Regions from separate parts of the Homo sapiens genome. Here region 2 is linked to region 1. A link is a loop called in an ENCODE intact Hi-C map of the cell type or tissue named here. Cell type or tissue: heart left ventricle. All regions are shown on one strand. Links, peaks and the distances in the headings refer to the core of each region. The heading gives the core; the rest is flanking DNA. Region 1 has its middle 11 kb from the start of FSCN1. Region 2 overlaps RNF216 (ring finger protein 216).

Region 1 (8,331 bases), core at 41-8,040:
AAGGTGGTCAAATCCAGGGCGCCCCTCTCCACCCCACACTTCTCCCGTGGCTCCCCAGTGCCCCAAGAGGGCCCAAAGCCCTGAAGGCTCTGGGCTCCTGGGGGGCCTCTGCCCATCTCTCCTGCCACCCTCCCTTCTCTTCTCCCCGCCAGTCCACCTCTCCAACCTCGATGCCATTGCACCTGCTGTGCCTGTTGCCTGCCCAACAAAGCTGCCTGCCAAAGCCCTGCTCATCCCAAAGACTCTGGCTCAGACATCACCCACCTCCTCTGGGGTGGCGCCTGCCTCCACGCTTGTAATCCCAGCTCCCGGCCCCTTCCGTGAGCACCCCCAGATGGGAGCTTGGCACTTTCACCAGGTTTGGGTGTCCCAGGGCTTGGGGCAGGCATCTGGCCCAGCGCCGTCCAATAGAACATTCTGCAATAATGGAAATGTTCTTTTTTCTTTATTTGATTTTTTTTGAGACAGAGTCTCCCTCTGTTGCCCAGGCTGAAATGCAGTGGTGCGATCACAGCTCACTGCAACCTCCGCCTCCCAGGCTCAAGCGATTCTCCCACCTCAGCCTCCCGAGTAGCTGGGACCACAAGTGTGCACCACCGAGCCCAGCTAATTTAAAAAAAAAATGTTTTTGTAGAAACTGGGTTCTTGCCATGTGGCCTATGCTGGTCTCAAACTCCTGGCCTCAAGTGATCCTCCCACCTCAATCTCCCAAAGTGCTGGGACTTACAGGTGTGAGCCACTGTGCCTGGCCTGGAAATGTTCTTTTTTTTTTTTTTCTTTTTGAGATGGAGTTTCGCTCTTGTCCCCCAGACATGAACAACCGCGCCAGCCCTGGAAAGGTTCTATAAGCTTCTCTGCCCGTTAACAAGAGCTGTCCTTGACACATGTGGCTTTTGAGCAATAGTGAGAAACAAACAAAAAAACCCTTTGCCCTTTGATGTGAGAAATGCCAGCCCCCTTAAATTATCAGGCCCAGAAAGGCATTTAAAATGTAACAGCAGTCAATGAAACAAGTCATACCAAAAAGCCACATTGCTCTCTCCTAAGCCCCAACCCCACTCCATTCCTGTGGCCAGTGGTCCAAACAGAAAATAACTGGAGAAGACAAGGAGGTCAAAGGATCAGGGAACTAAGCATTATGTGAGTTCACCAGCAAGATGTATAGAATGCTGGTGTTTACATTGCTTTTATGGAACTAGCAGAATAAAAATGATTAAAAAAAAAAAAGTAACAGCAGTTAAAAGGCCGGGCGTGGTGGCTCATGCCTGTAATCCTAGCACCTTGAGAGGCCGAGGCCGGTGGATGACAAGGTCAGGAGTTCGAGACCATCCTGGCTAACATAGTGAAACCCTGTCTCTACTAAAAATACAAAAATTAGCCGGGCTTGGTGGCACACGCCTGTAATCCCAGCTACTCGGGAGGCTGAGGCAGGAGAATCACTTGAACCTGGGAGACAGAGGTTGCAGTGAGCCGAGATCGCGCCATTGCACTCCAGCTTGGGCAACAAGAGTGAAACTCCGTCTCAAAAAAAAAAAAAAGTAACAGCAGTCACATCTCACTTTCTATTGAGCTAAATAATTACGTCCTGAAGCTACTTGCTACATGGACTCTGGGCTCTGGACCAGCTAATGCCCAAGTGGCCACAGACGCCATCCACCCTGTGGGTCTGTCTACAACATATAACCAATCACTAGCCAAAGTTATTTCTGTAAGCCAATGAGAATTCCGAATGAACAGAGCTTGTAATTGTCTCCTGTCCTGATTCGTCCTTTTCTTCTTTAAAAAGTTGAGCCTCCACTCCTGTTATCGCAGCACTTTGGGAGGCCAAGGTGGGCGGATCACCTGAGGACAGGAGTTTGAGATCAGCCTGGCCAACATGGTGAAACCCCGTCTCTACTAAAAGTACAAAAATTAGCTGGGCGTGAGCCACTGCGCCTGGCCTCTTTTCTTTTTTTGGTGGGGTCTTGCTCTGTCACCCAGGCTGGAGTGCAGTGGCGTGAATTTGGCTTACTGCAACCTCTGCCTCCTAGACTCTGTAGCAGGATGAGCCGCAGACAAAACTCAGACACCGAGTTAAAGAAGGAAGGGGTTTATTTGGCCAGGGGCATCAGCAAGACTCCTGTCTCAAGAGCCAAGCTCCCCGAGTGAGCAATTCCTGTCCCTTTTAAGGGCTCACAACTCTAAGGGGGTGCACGTGAGAGGGTCGTGATTGAGCAAGCAGGGGGTACGTGACTGGGGGCTGCATGCACCGGTAATTAGATCAGAACAAAACCAGATAGGGATTTTCACAGTGCATTTCTATACAATGTCTGTAGTCTATAGATAACATCACCGATTAGATCAGGGGTCGATCTTTAACTACGAGGCCCAGGGTGTGGCGCTGGGCTGTCTGCCTGTGGTTTTCATTTCTGCCTTTTAGTTTTTACTTTTTCTTTCTTTGGAGGCAGAAATTGGGCATAAGACAATATGAGGGGTGGTCTCCTCCCTTAACTCAAGTGATCCTTCCACCTCAACCTCCTAAGTAGCTGGGACTAAAGGAATGCAACACCATGCCCAGATAGGTTTTTGTATTTTTTTGTAAAGACAAGGTCTCACCATGTTGTCCAACCTGGTCTCAAACTCCTGGCTGTAAGCAATCCTCCCACCTCAGCCTCCCAAAGTGCTGGGATTACAGGTATGAGCCACCACACCTGGCCCACTTTTTTTCTTTTTCTTTCTTTCTTTTCTTTTTTTTTTTTTTTTTTTTTTTGAGACAAAGTCTCACTCTGTCACCCAGGCTGGAGTGCAGTGGCATGACCTCGGCTCACTGCAACCTCCACCTCCCAGGTTCAAGCGATTCTTCTGCCTCAGCCTCCTGAGTAGCTGGGACTACAGATGTGTGCCACCAAGCCCAGCTAATTTTTGTATTTTTAGTAGAGATGGGGTTTCACCATGTTGGCCAGGCTGGTTTCGAACTCCTGACCTCATGATCTGCCCACTCAGCCTCCCAAAATGCTGGGATTACAGGTGTGAGCCACCACGCCTGGCCCACTTTTTCTAATTCATACATGGGCACTGTCGGGGCAGTGGAGTCTCACCTCACCCCTATTTCCCTGGGCCATTCCCAGACCCCTTCGGGAACTCCCTCTTGCAGTCATGGTAGCTTCAAATGCAAGAAAGAGAAAACTCTAACTCAACTGGCTAACCAGCAAGATGTTTCATTATAGCAAGAAACAAGAAGCCCCAAAGAGGGGAGTTTCCAGGGTTGGTTCACTGTAACAGAGCTGGAAAGGACCCTGGAACTTCCCCCACTTCTCACTCTGCCTTCCCTGTCAGGTGAACTCTGCCTTCAGGCTCAGGTCCTCAGAATCTCAAGGCAGCTGCCAGGGCTCCAGACATCACATCTCCCCAGCACTATCTAAAACAGACTTTTGAGAAATTATGAACCTTCTCACAGTATCAAGTTTTTAAATGCACAAGATAAAATGCATATGAATATAAAGAAAGCCAGTTATGACCAGGTGTGGTCGTGGTCGATCTCAGCACTTTGGGAGGCCAAAATGGACAGATTGAATGAGTCTAGGAGTTCAAGACAAGGCTGGGCAACATAGCAAGACCCTGTCTCTGCAAAAAGTAATTGCCTCAGCCAGGCATGGTGGCTCATGCCTGTAATCCCAGCACTTTGGGAGACCAAGGCCAGCGGATTATCTGAGATCAGGAGTTCGAGACCAACATGGTGAAACCCCATCTCTACTTAAAAAAATACAAAAATTAGCTGGGCGTGGTGGTGGGCGCCTGTAATCCCAGCTACTTGGGCAGCTGAGGCAGAAGAATCACTTGAACCCAGGAGGCGGAGGTTTCAGTGAGCCAAGATTTTGCAACTGCATTCCAGCCTGGGTGACAGAGCAAGACTCCATCTCAAAAGAAAAAAAAAGAGTATTATGATTTTTTTTTTTTTTTTGAGACAGAGTTTCGCTCTTGTCGCCCCAGGCTGGAGTGCAATGGTGCGATCTCGGCTCACTACAACCTCCACTTCCCAGGCTCAAGTGATTCTCCTACCTCAGCCTCCCAAGTAGCTGGGATTACAGGCACATGCCACCATGCTCGGCTAATTTTTGTATTATTAGTAGAGACCAGGTTTCACCATGTTGCCCAGGCTGGTCTCGAACTCCTGACCTCAGGCGATCCGCCCGCCTCGGCCTCTCCCAAAGTGCTGGGATTACAGGCGTGAGCCACCATGCCTGGCCTAGAGTATTAATTTTTTAAAAAATCGCCTCAACTTCCCAGGTTCAAGTGATTCTCCCACCTCATCCTCCCGACTAGGTGGGACTACAGGCATGCACCACCACACCGGGCTAAATTTTGTATTTTTGGTAGAGACGGGGTCTCACCATGTTGCCCAGGCTGGTCTCGAACCCCTGAGCTCACCTGATCCTCCCACCTCAGCCTCCCAAAGTGCTGGGGTTAAAGGAATGAGCTACCATGCCGGGTCATGCTATGCATATTTTACAACAATTAATTTTTTATTTTAAAGCCATGCCTTGTCCTAAAACCATGCCCCTCCCTGCAAGAAGCCGGGGACCTGGTGCCTGCATTAGACCAATTAATGTCTACACTGGCGGCCATGGCGAGACGTCTCCACTAAAACCCCAAACCAGGTTTCTGTTGGAAGGAGGAGGAGGAAGTTAGGGGCGTCTGCTGCTTTTCCCTCACTCCCTCTCCAGGCCACTCCTTGCATCCCTGGCGCCTCCAGGAAATCTCTGGCTTCCTCTCCAGGGCGCTTCCTCTGTGCTTCCCTGGCTGCACTCCGAAGACCTGGGTAGCCCATTAAATTGAAAATCCAGAGCACTGGGTCCCTTCCTCCCTGCAAGGAGGGCTTAATTTCCAAACTTTCCTGGCAGGTGAAGAGAAACATCTGCCTCCGTCCCGGCCCCGCTGGAGTAGCCAGGAAAACAAGACTTTTGTTTCCATAGTGAAACAGCTGGGCCACCCCCATCCTGCCCTGCTGGGATTTTCCAAGGCTTCATATCCATTTCCAGTTTCCAGACTGAAAACCACGTGGGCCCAGGTGCGGGAGACCTGGGTGCTGACCTTGCTGGTGCCCTCGACTTGCTGTGTGCCCTTGGGTAAGTCTCTTGCCCTCTCTGAGCTGTGAGTCAGTGAAGGGGTTGAATGGGATGACCTCTGAGGTGCCTCCCAGCACCAGTGCCTCACTGATGTGGTCACTACAGGCTATAAATCCACCAGCTCCCTAACGATTGACACGATTGACTCCTTTTTTTTTGGAGATGGAGTCTCACTCTGTTCTGTTGCCCAGGTTGCAGTGCAGTGGCACGATCTCGGCTCACTGCAACCTCTGCCTCCCGGGTTCAAGCAATTCTCCTGCCTCAGCCTCCCAAGTAGCTCGAGTACAGGTGCACACCGTGACACTCAGCTTATTTTTTGTATTTTAGCAGAGACAGGGTTTCACCGTGTTGCCCAGGCTGGTCTCGAACTCCTGAGCTCAGGCAATTCACCTGCCTCAGCCTCCCAAAGTGCTGGGATTACAGGCGTGAGCCACCGTGCCCGACTGACTTCTTTTTTTTTTTTTGAGACAGACTCTTGTTCTGTTACCCAGGCTGGAGTGCAGAGGTACAATCTCAGCTCACTGCAACCTCCACCTCCTGGATTCAAGAGATTCTCCTGCCTCAGCCTCCCCAGTAGGTGGGATTACAGACATGCACCACCATGCCCAGCTAATATTTGTGGGTTTTTTTTGTTTGTTTTTTTTTTGAGACAGAGTCTTGCTTCTGTCGCCCAGGCTGGAGCGCAGTGGTGCGATCTCGGCTCACTGCAAGTTCCGCCTCCCGGGTTCACGCCATTTTCCTGCCTCAGCCTCCTGAGTAGCTGGGACTATAGGCACCCGCCACCATGCCCGGCTAATTTTTGTATTTTTAGTAGAGACAGGGTTTCACCATGTTAGCCAGGATGGTCTCGATCTCCTGACCTTGTGATCCGCCCGCCTCGGCCTCCCAAAGTGCTGGGATTACAAGCGTGAGCCACCGCGCCCGGCCATATTTGTGTTTTTAGTAGAGATGGGGTTTCAACATGTTGCCCAGATTGGTCTTGAACTCCTGACCTCAGGTGATCTGCCTTCTTCGGCCTCCCAAAGTGCTGGGACTACAGGCGTGAGCCACTGCACCAGCCTGAAGCTTGACTTATTTTAATCCAGGATCAACCCGTCATGGCCTGGACTAGCCGTCAAGGAACCTCCTGTCCCCCTGCCAGGGCAGAAAGTGTATCGTGGGTGACAAGAGGGAGGCTTTGAATGCAGTTAACACCATCTTCATCCCCCAGAGGCCGGGCCTGAGGTGCCATTCCACACAAAAGGTTCAGGTAGAGGACAGGGACATAGGACAGGGAAGGGACAGATCCCAGAGGGTGCATTATCAAGCCAGTTACCATGAGGAATCCCACTGAACGTTCATTCCGCCAGGGACATGTGGGAGACTCCAGGTGCCGTGCCTCCCAGTCAGCCCATGCTAGGGCCAAAGGATCTGGAGGACTCCTGCCTCAACCCAAGAGCCATTTGTTGACAGCTGCTCCTGGCCACGTGTGTGGGCACGGGGACACTGGAGGTCAGCTGGATCTCCCCAAGAGCTGGAGGATGTTACCTGGGTACAGATAACAGCGGCTGCACGTGTAGACGCTCCCGGTGGGAACTTGGGCTTCCTCGGCTGGAATATGGGCACAGAAAATTTCATTTTTGGCTGGGCATGGTGGCTCACGCCTGTAATCCCGGCACTATGGGCGGCCAAGGCAGATCACTTGAGGCCAGGAGTTCGAGACCAGCCTGGCCAACATGGCGAAGCCCCATCTCTACTAAGAATACAAAAAAATTAGCCGGGTGTGGTGGCGGGCACCTGAAGTCCCAACTACTCCTGAGGCTGAGGCAGGAGAATCGCTTGAACCCAGGAGGTGGAGGTTGTGGCGAGCTGCGATCGCGCCACCGCACTCCAGCCTGGTGACAGAGTGAGACTCCATCTCAAAAAAACAAAAAAAGAAAAGAAAAGAAACAAAGAAACAAAGGCGTTCCTCACTTCCACTGGAGATCAAATGAAACATGGATCCTGCGTACAGAATTTACTGGAGGCCGTCCAGTGACCAGGCCTTGACTTTTATCAAAATTCTCAGACATTCAAGGTTAGACGCTATGGAAGCTAGAGGGAACAACCCTGCTGATAATACTGCTACGAAGGCTGCCGTTAATCAACTCCGTGTAATCAAATCTCTCTTGCGGCCCCACTCAAAGAAACTTCAAAAGATGAACCACAAATAATTACCAAAGATGGGGCACCAGAGGCCAAAAAAGAAAACTGGAAAGATCATGGCTGCTGATGTGACGATAAAAGAGAGCTGTGGTTTGGATCTGATAACAAACCAGTTCTTTGAAATTCAGTGAAATACTCAGTTAACCGCGGAACACAGTTTGACTCATCGGGTAACCAACAAATTGATTTCTTTTATAAGACAATATTGGTGGGCAGCATTTAAAAGCTGCAAAAAAAAATGAAACAAAAAAAGAAGAAAAAAGAAAAAAGCTGCAAAAAATGCTTATTTGACCAGTGGCCCCTGCCCTAAGTTTATTTCAGGAAAACCTGTAAGTACTGATTCTGGCTTGTGTGTGTTGGTGTGTGTGTTTGTGTGTGACTGGGTCTCACTCTGTCACCCGGGCTGGAGTGCAGTGGCACGATCTTGGCTCACTGCAACCTATTTTGGCCAGTTTCACATAATTTCCATTTTAGTTACCATTCTCAATCTTCTGACCTAATAGAGCAAACAGATGGAACTGTAAAAACCCACTTGGCTTTTGGAGGCCGAGGCGGGCAAATAACGAGATCAGGAGTTCGAGACCAGCCTGGTCAAAATGGTGAAACCCCATCTTTACTAAAAATACAAAAATTAACCGGCTGGGTGCGGTGGCTCACGCCTGTAATCCCAGCACTTTGGGATACTGAGGCGGGTGGATCACGAGGTCAGGAGATCAAGACCATCCTGGCTAACACGGTGAAACCCTGTCTCTATTAAAAATACGAAAAATTAGCCGGGCGTGGTGGCGGGTGCCTGTAGTCCCAGCTACTTGGGAGGCTGAGGCAGGAGAATGGCGTGAACCTGGGAGGCGGAGCTTGCAGTGAGCCGAGATCGCGCCACTGCACTCCAGCCTGGGCAACAGAGGAAGACTCCGTCTCAAAATAAAATAAAATAAAATAAAATAAAATAAATAAAAATACAAAAATTAGCCAGGCATGATGGCACGCGCCTGTAGTCCCAGCTACCCGGGAGGCTGAGGCAGGAGAATCACTTTGAATCTGA
Region 2 (8,331 bases), core at 322-8,321, 61 kb before region 1:
AAAACTAAGAAAGTTACAGATGACCTGGCTGAGTCAACTCAGAGTACTCCAACTGCAAAGATCAGGATGGGAGGATTGGTTCTTTCATTTTTTTTTTTTCCTGGCATTGACCACTAAGCTAATACAACAGAGACTTCAGTGACCACACATAACAAGGAATAGTCTTTACAAAAATAACTTTCTTTTTTTTTTTTTTAAGATGGAGTCTCGCTCTGTCGCCAGGCTGGAGTGCAGTGGTGCAATCTTGGCTCACTGCAACCTCCGCCTCCCAGGTTCAAGCGATTCTCCTGCCTCAGCCTCCTGAGTGGCTGGGACTACAGTTGTGTGCCACCACACCCAGCTAATTTTTTGTATTTTTAGCATAGATGGGGTTTCACCGTGTTAGCCAGGATAGTCTCGATCTCCGGACCTCATTATCTGCCCGCCTCTGCCTCCCAAGGTGCTGGGATTACAGGTGTGAGCCACGGCACCTGGCCCCCTTTTTTTTTCCTTTTGTTTTGTTTTGTTTTGTTTTGGGATGGAGTCTCGCCTTGTCACCCCGTCTGGAGTGCAGTGGCAATGATGCGATCTCAGCTCACTGCAACCTCCACCTCTGGGCCCAAGCGATTCTCATGCCTCAGCCTCACGAGTTGCTGGGACTACAAGCATGCACCACCATGCCCGGCTAATTTACAAAAATAATTTTTAAAAGTCACTAAACAATCTCAAACCATACAAAAAGCAACCTGATTTCTAGACTCTTCTCAGTATAATATTCAAAACACCCAGTTTTCAACAATAATTTATAAAGCAAACAGGAAAGTATGGCCCATTCACAGGGAAAAAAGTAGTTGATAGAAACCATCTCTGAGGACACATTGGGCATACTAAACAAATGCTTTGAATCAGCTGTCTTAAATATGCTCAGAAAGCCAGGTGAAACCATGGGCAAAGAACTAAAGGAAACCAGGAGCACAGTGTATGAACAAGTAGAGAGTATAGATAGAAATTAAGAAACCAGCCAGGCGCAGTGGCTCACGCCTGTAATCCCAGCACTTTGGGAGGCTGACGTGGGCGGATCACTTGAGGTCAGGAGTTCAAGACCAGCCTGGCCAACATGGTGAAACCTTTCTCTACTAAAAACACAAAAATTAGCTGGATGTGGTGGCGGGCGCCTGTAGTCCCAGCTACTTGGAAGGCTGAAGCAGGAGAATCATTTGAACCCGGCAGATGGAGGTTGCAGTGAGCTGAGACTGCACCACTGCACACCAGCGTGGGGACAGAGCAAGACTCTGTTGCAAAAAAAAAAAAGAAAAATTAAGAAACCAACAGAAATTCTGTACCCCAAAATTACAATAGCTGAGATGAAAAATACACTAGAAGAATTCAATAGCAGATTTGAGCAGGCAGAAGAATCAGAGATCTTGAAGATACGGCTGTTGAAATTATGCAGTTGGAGGAGGAGCAGAAAGAAAAATGAATGAAGAAAAGTGAATAGAGCCTAAGGGACCTGTAGAACATCATCTGATGTACCAATATTCACATTAAGGGGAAGCCCAAAGAAGAGCAGAGAGCAAAATGAACAGAAAGAATATTGAAGAAATAATGGCTGAAAACTTCCCAAATCTGATGAAGAACAAGAGTCTATACATCCAAGAAGCTGAATGAATTCCAAGTAGGATGAACTCAAAGAAGTCCACACCACGACACATCAGAGTCAAACTGTTCAAGACCAAAGACATAGAAAATCTTGAAAGCAGTAAGAGAACAGCCTAATCAGAAAATAGGCAAACAGGCGGGGCACGGTGGCTCATGCCTGTAATCCCAGTACTTTGGGAGGCTGAGGCAGGTGGATCACGAGATCAGGAGTTCGAGATGACCCTGGCCAATATGATGAAACGCCTAAAAATGCAAAAATTAGCCAGGCGTGGTGGCACGTGCCTGTAGTCCCAGCTGCTCAGGAGGCTAAGGCTGGAGAATCTCTTGAACCCAGGAGGTGGAGGTTGCAGTGAGCCAAGATCACACCACTGCACTCCAGCCTGGGCAACAGAGCAAGACTCCGTTTCAAAAAAAAAAAAAAAGAAAAAAAGAAAATAGGCAAACAGCCAGGCACAGTGGCTCATGCATGTAATCCCAACACTTTGAGAGGCCAAGGTCGGGCAGATAGCTTAAGCCCAGGAGTTTAAGACCAGCCTGGACAACATGGTGAAACCCAGTCTCTACAAAAAATTTAAAAATTAACTGGGCATGGTGGTGTAAGCCTGTATTTCCAGCTACTCAGGAGGCTGAGGTGGGAAATCACTTGAGCCCAGGAGGCGGAAGTTGCAGTGAGCTGATATTACACTACTGCACTCCAGCCTGGATGACAGAGTGAGACTCTGTCTCAAAAAAAAAAAATGGGCAAACAATATCAATTGATATTTCTCCAGAAAGATGTACAAATGACCAACAAGCACATGAAAGCATGCTGAACGTCATTAGTCATTACAGAAATACAAATCAGAACTATAATAAGATACCGCTTCACACCTATTAGGATGACTATAATGAAAGCGATGGAAAATAACAAGTCTTGACAGAGATATAGAAAAAATGACACCAGTATACATTGAGGTGGGAATAGAAATAGTGTAGCCGCCATAGTTAACAGTTGGCTTTCCCCAATAAGTTAAACATAGAATTACCATATGACCCAGCAGTTCCGCTCTCAGGTACTCACCCAACATAAGTGAAAACAAGTGTCCATATAAAACTTGTGCAAGAATGTTCATTTAACCACAATTCACACCAGCCAAAAAGCAAAAAAAACTCAATCCATCAACTCATGAATAAACTAATATGATATATTCATACAATGGAATATTATCCAACCATAAAAAGGAATGAAGTATCGATACATGCTACAACATAGGTGAACCTAGAAAACAACACACTAAGTGAAAAAAGGCACAAAAACACACGTGTGATTTCCATTCCTATGAAATATCAGAGGCATATGGGCATTTGCCTAGCCTCAGAATGGCAATCTGTAGAGCCCAAAAGCACGCTGTGGGTTGCAGGGCAAGGAGGAATGGGGAATGCCTGCTTAGTGGGTACAGGGTTTCCTTTTGGGGTTATAAAAGTCTCTTGGAACTAGATAGTGATGTTGATTGTATAACATCGTGAATACTCAAAATATCCCTGAATTGTATACGTTAGAGTGGTTTAAAAAGTCAATTTTATGTGCATTTTACCACAGCAAAAGAATGCATACACACATGCATCTTCACGCTCACAAAGGGGACGGGCTGAGATCTGAAGGGCATGGCTTATGCCACCATCAGAATATGGCTCCCAGAGAGGAGTTACCCACACACTGGCTGGTGGTGAGCACAGATAACTACAGGAGTCTGGGCTGTCGCTGGCTGCATAGAAGAGGCCCTGAGCCTTCCTGTGTGAGCGCAAGGTCAGCAACCACAGTCACAGCTCCGGCTTCTCTTCCTGTCCTGCCCCGGGAGCACATCCTGCGGGGCTGTGTTTCCTGCCTGGTTGAGAATCTAGTTGCCAAACCACCTTTCCTCTGAAGGAATCAACCATGATTTTTCCCCATTTTTCACTTTTATATTACTGGCTAGGTAGTCACCACATCCCATAATAAAACTCCATTCTGGCCCTATCCAGTACTACTCTTACAAATGCAGAAGCAAAGGACTTGAGTGGACATTTGTGCAATATTGAATAGCTGTTTAACATTTCAGCAATATTGAATAGCTGTTTAACATTTCAGCAATGTTGAGTTGCAGGCATGCTTTATGTATTCCTCTGTCCATTTTAGGAGAGCCTTTTTTTCTCCCTCCATACCCATTATTATTTCATGTCAGTGCCAGACAGATCGGATGAGCAAGCAAATAGACCCTCTTTCCAAGCCTTCATGAAAAGACTGTAACCTTAATTCTTTACAGCCTCTTCTCTCCTTGAGCAGCTTCCCAGGGAAAGTCAGCCAGCCCCAGGCAACTGGAGTGCCACACCTTAAAGCCGCACCTCAGCCTCAGGGTGCTCTTACAGAGAAGGTTTGTGCTGTAGAAAATTGCAGTTGTGTTTGGGCACATAGCTTTTCAAATTGAAAAGTTTTTCATTAGAACCTTGAGTCTAGCTGGGCGCAGTGGCTCACGCTTGTAATCTCAGCACTTTGGGAGGCTGAGGCAGGCGGATCACTTGAGGTTAGGAGTTTGAGACCAGCCTGGCCAACATGGTGAAACCTCATCTCTACTAAAAATACAAAAAATGGCCGGGCATGAAAGCCAGGTGTGGTGATGTGGTGGCACACACCTGTGATGCCAGCTACTTGGGAAGCTGAGACATGTGAACCGTTTGAACCCAGGAAATGGAGGTTGCAGTGAGTCTCAAAAAAAATAGGCCAGGCACAGTGGCTCACACTTGTAATCCCAGCACTTTTGGGAGGCCGAGGCAGGTGGATCACCTGAGGTCGGGAGTTCCAGACCAGCCTGGCCAACATGGTGAAACCCCATTTCTACTAAAAATACAAAACTTAGCTGGGCATGGTGGTGGGCGCCTGTAATCCCAGCTACTTGGGAGACTGAAGTGGGAGAATCTCTTGAACCCGGGGAGGCGGAGGTTGCAGTGAGCTGAGATGGAGCCACTGTGCCCCAGGCTAGGTGACAGAGCAAGACTCTGTCTCAAAAAAAAAAAAACAAAACAGAACCTTGAGTTGTAGAACGTTGAGTAGTGTCTTCACAGTTGCTGAGTAACTAAAATCATAAACGGATGTACTACAGAGGTGACTCATTAAGGTAATAGTACTAAATGCACTTTATCTAAACCTCATCTCCTTGACAATGTTTTCTTTCTTTCTTTTTTTTTTTCTTTTTTTTTTTTTAAGATAGAGTCTCACTCTGTTACATAGGCTGGGGTGCAGTGACACGGTCTCAGCTCACTGCAGCCTTCACCTCCCGGGTTTAAGCGATTCTCCTGCCTCAACCTCCCAAGTAGCTGGGATTACAGGTGTGCACTACCACGCCTGGCAAATTTTTGTATTTTTAGTAGAGACAGTTTCACCATGTTGGTCAGGCTGGTCTCAAACTCCTGAGCTCAAATGATCTTCCTGCTTTGGCCTCTCAAAGTTCTGGGATTACAGGCGTGCACCACCATGCTCAGCCTGTTCTCTCCATTTTAAGCCTACAGGGATTCCTATAACAAATAGAGCAGTCCTTTTCTAAATGCTGAGTACTGGGCACTATGCCAGGGTACTTTATATTTTGTCTGTAATTCTCAAAACACCATGAGAAAGTTGTGTTTTCACAGTTTAAAAATGAGGAAACTGAGTCTCCAGGCAGGTGAGTAATTTACTGAAGGTCATACAATTAAAACTTTGAAGCAGTTCTCAGACTCCAAAACCTAGGCTCTTTTCACTGTTTAATGTCACAAAAAAGCCATAAGTGATCATTTTATGTGAAAATAAATAAATGCTTAATGGCCATATTTTTTTCCTCCTCATCTTCCCTCCCAGCTCCAAATTATGTTTTCTTATTTCAGTGAAGAAAAAATGACTGCTGCCCGCATTAGAAAATGCCACAAGTGTGGGACTGGCCTCATCAAATCTGAAGGCTGCAACCGCATGTCTTGCCGCTGTGGTGCCCAGATGTGCTACCTCTGTCGAGTTTCTATTAATGGATATGACCATTTCTGCCAACATCCCCGCTCACCAGGAGCCCCTTGCCAGGAGTGTTCAAGATGCTCTCTCTGGACCGATCCCACTGTAAGTAGACACATGGCTGCCTATTGCTTTATAGGGAGAAAATAGAAATATATTTTTATGACAAATATTTTGAATATACGTAACAAAATTTGACTTAGGAGAAGAATATAGGAAATTACATAGACTGATAACCAAAGAAAAAATTTGAGAAACTAATTATCAGCTACTCCTCATGCTGCTCAAAGCAGCATGCCCTAACAGTTTTATAGGCAAATTCTTTTAATTCTTCAGGAAATAAAACTCTGTGCCCTCTGAAATATTCCAGAGCAAAGTAAGGAAACTTACACATGTATCTGTTCAAAGCCAGCATAACGCTGATTCCAAAGCCTGACGGAGATAGCCCTAACAAAGAAAACTACAGATTTTCTTATGAGACTCACTTATAATCTAGATTTTAAATTATGTAAATAAAATATTAGCAAATAGAAAGCATGACCAAGTGAGTTTGTTCTAGAAATGCAATGATGGTTTAATATTAACAATTCTATTAACGTAAATCATTATATGGTATCTGTAGATGGTGAGAAGACATTTAAGAAATCAAATCAAATATTTCTTCTTGATTTAAGCTTTAAAAATACAGTATTTTAGAGGAGGAGCAAGGCTGGCAAGGAAATTAAACACATAGGGTCTGTTTGGGGATCGGAAAGAAAGCAGGTGAGGTTTGCAGGTGGAGAGAGCCACAGGGAGGTGACAGCGATTGGCCCAGGGGCCGGCCTCAGATCTGGAGTGTGATGAGAGCCATTTCAGGGCATTGTAGGGGCTATGTTTCCCAGGTCACACTAGCTACTACGCTGGGGAGAGAGAGGACAGCATGAAGGGAATGACTTTTATAATCTTGGAGAAGATAAGGTTTTTCTTGCATTACATCAAGGCCAGACTAAAAAATAATAAATTCTCACTGGCAAATGACATCATAAACAAAGATTAGGGATACATGAAAAACTGGGGGAGAGGGTCAGGCACAGTAGCTCACGCCTGTGATGCCAGCACTTTTGAAGGCCAAGGTGGGCGGATCGCTGGAGCCGAGGAGTTCAAGACAAGCCTGGTTAACATAGTGAGACCCCCATCTCATTAAAAAAAAAAAAAAAAATTGGCCGGGCGCGGTGGCTCACGCCTGTAATCCCAGCACTTTGGGAGGCTGAGGCGGGTGGATCACAAGGTCAGGAGATCGAGACCATCCTGGCTAACATGGCGAAACCCCGTCTCTACTAAAAATACAAAAAATTAGCCGGGCGTGGTGGCAGGCGCCTGTAGTCCCAGCTACTCAGGAGGTTGAGGCAGGAGAATGGCGTGAACCCAGGAGGCAGAGCTTGCAGTGAGCTGAGATCATGCCACTGCACTCCAGCCTGGGCGACAGAGCGAGACTCCGTCTCAAAAAAAAAAAAAATTAAGGCTAGGCACGGTGTCACATGCCTATAATCCTAGCACTTTGGGAAACCAAGGCGGGTGGATCACCTGAGGTCAGGAGTTCAAGACCAGCCTGACCAATATGGTGAAACCTGTCTCTAATAAAAATATAAATATTAGCCGGGCATGGTGTTGGATGCCTGTAATACCAGCTACTCAGGAGACTGAGAAAGAATTGCTTGAACCCAGGAGGCGGAGGTTGCAGTGAGCTGAGATCGTGCCACTATACTCCAGCCTGGGTGACAATGTGAGACTCTGTCTCAAAAAAAAAAATGTGGAGCCATGTGTGGTGGCTCATGGGTGTAATCCCGGCACTTTGGGTTCTCAAAAAAAAAGGAAAACAGAAGTGTGTTTCTCCTCTATGTGTAAGTACAGAGATGAACAGCCCAGGGGTGGGCTAGCAGCTCTTATCTGGGATCCAGTTGCTTCCAGCATTCTACTCTGCCACCCCTAGATCATAGCCAAGGATCACATGAGGTCATTGTCTGAAAAGGAGCTCTGGCTGATAAATCCACATTCCAAGCAGCAAAGGGGCTGCAGTGAGGCTAAAGAGCCTGCTTCCCTATCTCTTAAGGAATGTTAGGCTTCCAGAAGCTGCAACAGGTCACTTCTGCTTCAGTCCCATCAGCCAGAACTTAATGACATTCTTCCTCAACTGCAAGTGAGACGGGAAGAAGTAGCCATCACAGACCCAGCCAGAATGTCTGTGGAGGAAGATGTTATACTGAGGAGTCTCCCTATGGTCTATTCACCTCAACTCAAAAATGGACAGAGGAAGTTTAAAAAAATTATAAGTAGGGAAAAAAGCTGCTTGCTGGCCAGGTGCAGTGGCTCATGTCTGTAAGCTTTGGGAGGTCAAGGCAGGAGCATCACTTGCATCCTGGAGTTTAAGAACAGCCTGGGCAACATAGTGAGACCCCCATCTTTACAAAATATCAAAAATTAGCCAGATGTGGTGCTCACCTGTAGTCATAGCTACTTGGGAGGCTGAGGCAGGAGGATCATTTGAGCCTGGGAGGTCAAGGCTGCAGTGAGCCATGTTCTTGCCACTGCACTGTAGCCTGGGTGACAGAGCAAGACCCTGTCTCCCCCCCAAAAAAAAAAAAAAAATGCTTGCTTTTCTACCTGGCCACAATCTGTTGGAGTTGGCTAACAGCCACCCCTAATAATCAAATAAATGGAAATGA

The links. A loop is a pair of places that touch in the nucleus more often than their neighbours do. Peaks named below come from ENCODE experiments on the same cell type or tissue, not always from the same donor. Only the 100,000 strongest peaks of a DNase experiment are listed, where the experiment ranks them.
Region 2: a loop joins it to region 1, with 2.4 times the contacts of the local background. A loop is called at or near these places in 28 of 110 quality-filtered maps.

Annotation. Positions count from the first base shown.
Region 1 is chr7:5,577,649-5,585,979 of GRCh38, reverse strand. No RefSeq gene overlaps it. Among named protein-coding and RNA genes, the nearest start is that of FSCN1, 11 kb to the left of the region's middle. RefSeq lists a silencer at 1,609-1,698 and an enhancer at 3,090-3,249. In heart left ventricle, for the core only: no CTCF peak of the experiment used is centred there; a DNase peak (open chromatin) is centred at 4,753; H3K27ac peaks cover 701 bases.
Region 2 is chr7:5,638,557-5,646,887 of GRCh38, reverse strand. It overlaps RNF216 (ring finger protein 216), which reads left to right. Exons shown (of 17, transcript NM_207111.4): 15 at 5,512-5,734. Among named protein-coding and RNA genes, the nearest start is that of RNF216-IT1, 38 kb to the left of the region's middle. RefSeq lists an enhancer at 6,663-7,527. In heart left ventricle, for the core only: no CTCF peak of the experiment used is centred there; a DNase peak (open chromatin) is centred at 3,447; H3K27ac peaks cover 438 bases.